Regions from separate parts of the Homo sapiens genome. Here region 1 is linked to region 2. The links are chromatin contacts, found by Hi-C or POLR2A ChIA-PET in ENCODE. All regions are on one chromosome and are shown on one strand. The core of a region is the stretch at or near the end of the contact, and the rest is flanking DNA. Distances in the headings are between cores, read along the strand shown.

Evidence for each region. Hi-C counts contacts between places; a loop is a spot of excess contacts on that map. ChIA-PET counts read pairs that join two places held with the same protein, here RNA polymerase II (POLR2A). Pooled maps may share reads with other maps.
Region 1: a loop to region 2 is called in a map of tibial artery, with 7 times the contacts of the local background. The contact joins the enhancer-like site here to the promoter of REEP1 in region 2. A Hi-C loop is called at or near these places in 4 of 168 maps with a recorded cell type or tissue (IMR-90, ascending aorta, psoas muscle and 1 more) and 7 of 50 pooled maps. POLR2A ChIA-PET finds 5 or more read pairs at or near these places in 2 of 52 experiments (AG04450 and MCF 10A).

What each region holds. Positions count from the first base shown.
Region 1 is chr2:86,248,603-86,251,943 of GRCh38, reverse strand. All of the region lies in intron 5 of REEP1 (receptor accessory protein 1), which reads left to right. Among named protein-coding and RNA genes, the nearest start is that of MRPL35, 51 kb to the right of the region's middle. RefSeq lists a silencer at 1,936-1,985. Within about 2 kb of position 1,778, at least 7 of the 41 ENCODE cell types and tissues checked have a DNase peak (open chromatin) inside an H3K27ac peak, as active enhancers do.
Region 2 is chr2:86,336,312-86,339,488 of GRCh38, reverse strand. REEP1 (receptor accessory protein 1) reads left to right here and starts at 1,863. Exons shown (of 9, transcript NM_001371279.1): 1 at 1,863-2,010. The coding sequence starts at 1,979.

The DNA.
Region 1 (3,341 bases), core at 529-3,028, 87 kb after region 2:
AGTACCACAACTACATGAGTCTCAGTCCCTCTAGTGTGCCCTGCTCATCACCTGTGCGACCACACAGAACAGGCTAAGGACCAATCAGTGGTTTTTCATCTTTTAGGGGTCCTTTTGAAAATCTGATGGAAAAAAATGCTGAATCTTGCCCCAGAAAATTCTCACCCCCCAACACACATGCCCACATACTTGCAATATCAAGAGGTTCCCAGAGCCCCTGAAGCTCATCTGTGCGTCCCAGGTTAAGAATTTCTAACTTATCCAACCCCACTGGAAACAAGAAAATAATAGAATTTCTAACTTACTTGGCACTTAGGCCTGGGAGAAACAGAAGAGGGCAGGGGAGAGAGGGAGAGAGTGCTTCTCTGCAGTTTCCTAGGGTGCACTGGGAGAGTCGCCTAAATGCAGTGGACAGGTGGAGAGACTACCTGAGCAAGCGGGTGGACTCACTCACGATCATGTGGCCCAGCAGATCCAGGGGAAGGAACCCAGGTCCTAGAATAAGTTGAGTGGTCCAGACATGGAGGTCAGTAATGTGCCAAGCCATAACAACTGAAGTGGAGGAGGTTTGAAATAAACACCAGTCTGTGGGATGTTGTGGTGTGAGCATTACTTCTTTCTCTATTCTCTCCAGCCCTTTTCAAAACTGTGTTTCTTCCTAGCATCTTCTCATATCACCCTCTTGTTGTCGTCAATTTGTCATTATTTACGTAGATCTGAAAAGTTAAATTGGTCAGATATTTCCTCTCATGTGAAATCAGCAGATCATCCTAGTGTTCCCCAGGGACAAGCCCTTCCCCAACAACCATGTGTGGAGTAGGGACCTACATTCGGCTGGTGGTGGAGGGAAGGCAGTTATGCTGATGATTGGAAAGACACAGTGGTTGGGAGGTGAGTTGTATTAGCATAAGGAAGTTTGTCCCTTGTGGTGATGTGAGGGTTTTGGGGAAGGAGGCGATGGGGCTTAAAAGGTTTGCAAGAAGATGATTAGTACAGATCTTGGTGCTCTATGAACATTGTGCGGATGGCAGGATGGAGGGTGCTGAGAGCCAGTTTCAAGAGACTGAGCTGGGTTTTCCTTGCCCTGAACCAAAGAGAAGCACATTAGGATCATTTCTGGAAGAGACTCAGCACACTGGGCCGGGTAGTTGCTTGAAAAGTACCTTTCAGGAAGCCAAGGAATTCTGCAGACAAAGCCTGGACAAGAGGGAAGGGGAACCAAAAATGAATGATTCCTCTTTCAGACAAGACCAGCTCCATCTATAACACAGAATTGTAGCTAGGTATCCCGCCACTCCATGTGGCAGATCTCGGGGTTGGGGGTCCAGGGGGTCTCTGCCCCTTTACTATAATAGCTGCTGGCAAAATGAGGGATCCCAGTGAGTATCTTTGGAAGGGAAATTCTGCTTTGGTTTCCCAAGATCAATCAGGATTTATGAACAGCAATAAATTCCAAGAACCTTCTATTTGAGATGCAACCATTTTATGCTTTAATCTTTAAGCTGAAACAAAAGAGAACTCAGAATTGCTAAATTCTGAATTCATCAGGCCAACCTGGCAACGTAAAGCTACGGAAACCCTGTCTCAGCCTCTCTCTACCCCATCTGTTCTGCCTCTGAAGCCTGAGGAAAACAGGCTGCTGCTCTTTCCTCCATTCATTCCTGGAGTATAAACGTGCTATATCTGTCAGGGTGGTTCAGTGTGCGTCACCTGGTGGCACAGCTGCGTGCATGTAGATTTCATTCTGACAATAACTTCTGCAGGCCATCCTTTTCTGGGTCTGCCTCAAGATGGAGCCTCCAGAGTCTTCCTATCATCCTGGCCAGTCACTGCCTGTCCCCTAACCACCCGGGAAGCCCGTGAGCCCGTCTTCTCCATCCAGGCACCTTATAGCAGCTGAAACCTAAAAGAAGCGCCAGACAGTCTGAAAGTTGCCTCAGGAAATAACTGCTCATTAGTTCTTTCCAGCTGGACTAACGTAGTGAGGGACATCTGCTTTCTGTTGAATTTGGTTTCAGATGAGAAAATTTTCTGCCTTGTGGGGCTTTGCTTTTTCTCTCTAAATATAAATATCTGGAGAGAGAAAACACATATTCTCTTCTAAAAATAATGCCCTCTATTTTTGAAACAGATGTGTACTTAAAAAAAAAATAAAAGAAGAAGTAAAATCCAAAAATCCAATCTAGCTGAGGTGTACATCAGTGGTTTCCATAGCAACAGTGGATCACTTCAGGCCTTGGTCAAAGGATGATGACTCACCAGTGGGTCCAAATCTGGCTTGCATGCCCAAGCCACCTGGAGAGCTTTGCTTTTTATTTTTTTTTTAATAGATTCTCAGATGTGCTGAATCAGAATCTCAGGCAGTGGGCCCATGAATCTCTATTTTTAACAAGTTCCCCAGATGATTTTTAAACAGCCAGCTCTGTACAAGTCACTGCCTGAGACCCCATACAGAACCATAGGGGGCACAGGTGATGAGGGTTAAAGCAGTTAATTTCAGTAACATTCCTGGAATGCAGATTCACCTCCTTGGAAGCCTTAACCTTGAGAATGAGGAAAGCAGTGGCGTGTGTGTGGGAACCGGGCAGCGGGGAGGGGGAGGCCGGTGTTTATTTCTCCAAAATTTACTGCCAGTTGAGAAATACTATGATGGGACTACAAATTCTCCCACTTTTTTTTTTTTTGAGATGTAGTCTTGCTCTGTCGCCTAGGCTGGAGTATAGTGGTACAATCTCAGCTCACTGCAACCTCTGCCTCCCGGGTTCAAGCAATTCTCCCTGCCTCAGCCTCCTGAGTAGCTGGGATTATAGGCGCCTGCCACCATGCCTGTCTAATTTTTATATTTTTAGTAGAGACTGGGTTTTGCCATGTTGGCCAGGCTAGTCTTGAACTCCTGACCTCAGGTGATCCGCCCGCCTCAGCCTCCCAAAGTGCTGGGATTACAGGCATCCCACCTCTTTTGTAGTGCTCCCAAGAGCCTAGCACAGTGCCTCGCACCTGGCTGAGCCCTTATCAATCTTGTTGATTACCCAAGGGGAATAATTAGAGCAACTGTCTGAAAAAAAGACACGCTGCAAAGTCACCCATAGCTGGGGTGACTATATAATTTATTGTTCAAACCAGGACACATTTGAGAATGTAAAGCATGCTTATAATAATTACTCTGAAACAACAGGTCTAAACTAGGCCTGTTTGGCCAGTCATGGTGGCTCACACCTATAATCCCAGCACTTTGGGAGGCCGAGGTGGGAGAACTGCTTGAGCTCAGGAGTTAGAGACCAGCTTGGGTAACATAGTGAGACCCTGTCTCTACAAAAAATTAAAAATTAGCCAGGCATGGT
Region 2 (3,177 bases), core at 614-3,113:
TGGACAAACATCTTTATCATGGTTTCTGAGGGAAGGAAAGAGTGAAATAAGGCAAGCAGATATAGGATAGGCTAATTTGGATAATTTCAGCGGGTTCTGAAGTACAGGGGCTGTAACTAGTTGTTTGGTGCCTAGCCCTGGACAGGTGTATAGTGTCCCGCGTGTGAGAGCCTGCTAACGGAAGTGGTTGGGGGTATGCAGTTAATAGACTGCTGGAGAAGGGGAACTGACCAGCCTCCAGCCTGAGCCTCAAAACTGGGTCAAGGCAGCATGAAAAAACTGCTACATTACAGCTATTTTATGGGTTCTTTGGAGACCTGAGATATGAGAGCATGTCTCATCTGCAGTCCCTTTGTTGTCCGTGAAGTCTTTCTTCTGACTATATCAGGCACACGCACGCACAGATTCTGCTACATCTGAGAGTACTAAGCTGTCTCCTGCGCTTCTCACATCTGACACTGAATTATACATGACACCATCATCAGCAAAGGACAGGGCGCTGGGAGCACCACGCAGAACCTAAGCTATTGGAGGGTGGGAAAAGCAGCAGCAGAGCCTAGGAGTAGAGGACAAAGCGTTTCCAGTGTAACAGAATAATGTACTATCTGCGGCCGGGACTAGGGTGAGCAGAGTGAGGCGCTCAGTGAGGGTGCAACATTTAAGAGGTGCCATAAAATTCAGCAACTAAAATACATAATAGGTGGCTCACTCCTGTAATCCCAGCACTTTGGGAGGCCAAGGCGGGCGGATCACGAGGTCAGGAGTTTGAGACCAGCCTGGACAACATGGTGAAACCCCGTCTCTACTAAAAATACAAAAATTAGCTGGGCGTGGTGGCGCACTCCTGTAATCTCAGCTACTCATGAGGCTGAGGCAGAAGAATCGCTTGAACCCGGGAGGCGGAGCTTGCAGTGAGCCGAGATCGCGCCACTGCACCCCAGAGCGAGACTCTGTCTCATAAAAAAACAACAACAACAAAAAAAACCACCATAATATTTAATACGGTATTTTAAAAAATACATAAAAACGTTTATATAGGGTGCACAAGTTCCCTTTTGCCTAAGAGTTCAACGTGGCTCAGCGGGGCACTGGTGCTAAGCAGTCGCAGCTTCTAGTCTCCTCCTAGGGCCCGGAGCAGCCCCCAAGGAAAGGCCTTCCCTAGGAAGAAGTAGCCCTTCAGCCCAGCCTAGAAGAAGGAGCTGAATCAAACCAAGGCAGGACGATGAGGCGTGGCGTGTACTGACAGGGAAGAAGAAACAGCAAATATTTGAGTCCAAGATGCCTGGAGGGAAAAGAGCTAGAGGACTATTTGGGGGAATGGTCTTGGCAACACGGTTCTAGGCAGGTACCACGATCATATAGGGACTCTGTAGAATTTTAAGTAGGGAGGCAAGCGCCCAGGTTTGTTTCTTATGCAGAAAGTGCTGAGCAACGGACAGACTGAAGAGGTTAGGTCTGGATCCAGGTAAACCCTTTATGAGGCTAACGCACTAGCTGAATGAGGGATGACAGCATCCCACCTAGACAGGTGCAGACAGATTCCCGAGGTTCAGGTTCGGACTTCAGTTTCTCCGCTGGAACGCTGAGGGTGGGGCAGCACCCGGGTCCCTGCCCTGCAAACGGGGCCGCTGCAGGGTTCCTTTGGCGGGGCCGGTGCCCCGGGGAGCGCGCAGGACGCGCCCGCCTTCAGCCGGGGGCCAGGGCGAGCGGGACGGGGCGGGCCCGCGGGTGCCCTGACCAGCTCACCGCCCAATCGCTGCGGGCCCGCCGAGCCCCGGGGGGCTGGGGCCGCCGCCGCCGCCGCCAGAACGTGCCGCGGCTGCGCCAACGCGCGAACGCCGGGCAGGGCGGCGGGCGCGCTCAGTCTGGCGGCGGCTGCCGTGAGCTGACTGACGTTCCGGGAACGCCGCAGCAGCCCGCGCCGCCCGCAGCCTAGCCGAGCCGCGCCGCCCGGGCCTCGCCCGCCCGCCTGCCCGCCATGGTGTCATGGATCATCTCCAGGCTGGTGGTGTAAGTGGCCTTCTCCCCCGCGCCCCTCCGTCCCCTCCCTCCCCGCCCCCGGCCCCGGGCTGCGCGCGCCCCTACAGCGCCCGGTCCCAGTGGCTCGGGCTATTAATACCCGGCGCAGCTAAATTTAGCAGGTACAGTAGCCGCCGAGGACGCCTGCGGGCGGACGGGCGGCGCAGGACGCGGCTGCTGCCCAGGAGGCAGCCGGCGCCGGCGGCCGCTTGCGGGGGGCTGGGCCGGGACGGCGAGGGCTGGGGCGCTCGGGGGTTCCGTGGGGGCTGCGTCTCGCCGCGCGCTGGCCGCTTTGTTCCTCAGCTCGGTCGATTTGCAGAGGCCCCGAATGGGCGCACCGCGGACACGCGTCTCTCTCCTTTGGCAGAAATGTGAGGTCGCCCGGCGCCGCGCCCCGCCGCCCCAGCTTTTGTCAGGTGGAAAGGACAGCGCAGACGAACCAGGGGCGCTGCCTGGAGGGTCAGCGCGGAACGGGTGGAGAGGCAGAGGCGGGGCTCCCAGTGGGGTTGGAAAAATCCTCCTTTTTAGGTGTCTGCATCGACAGCGGCAAAGGCAGCTGGGACATGGGAAGACGCATGTGAATCTTGGAGTAAACGCCTGGAGCCCCCGGCTCCGACTCCTTTTGCAGGGGATTGAGAGACAGGGGCAGGTACCTCCAGGAATGCACGGGAAATTTTCAAGTGACAGCCACCCGCATGGTGGCGATGACACCTCCCAGGCCTTGCAGGAGAGCGCAGAGTCATCTAGGGTGAGGTCTGTGTGAAGTCATTGGGGGTGGGCGTGGGGGCCGATTTTCTCCTTCAAGCCCCAGGACCTGTAGGCGTTTGAAGAGCTTCCCCGGTGGATTTATTCTCCTTTGGAGATAGACGTGGCTGTTCCAAGTCCCTGTTCTTCCCTAACCATCCTGGCCTGAGTCAGAACAGATTTGCCACCTGCTGTAGCTAGCAGGGGCTGAAATGGGTGTGGGGAGTCTAAGGCGGGGAGGAGGGTGGCAGGCACCTCGGGCTTTTTCTTTGTCTGAGAACACGGGGCTCTGGACCCCAGTGATTGTGCACCATCACTCCCCACGTTTTGAAACACCACCCATCTCCCTTCCCTTCTTTACTGATTTTCCCTTCCGAAGTGGATCTCAGCATTGTCTCCCGCCACCATTCAGGG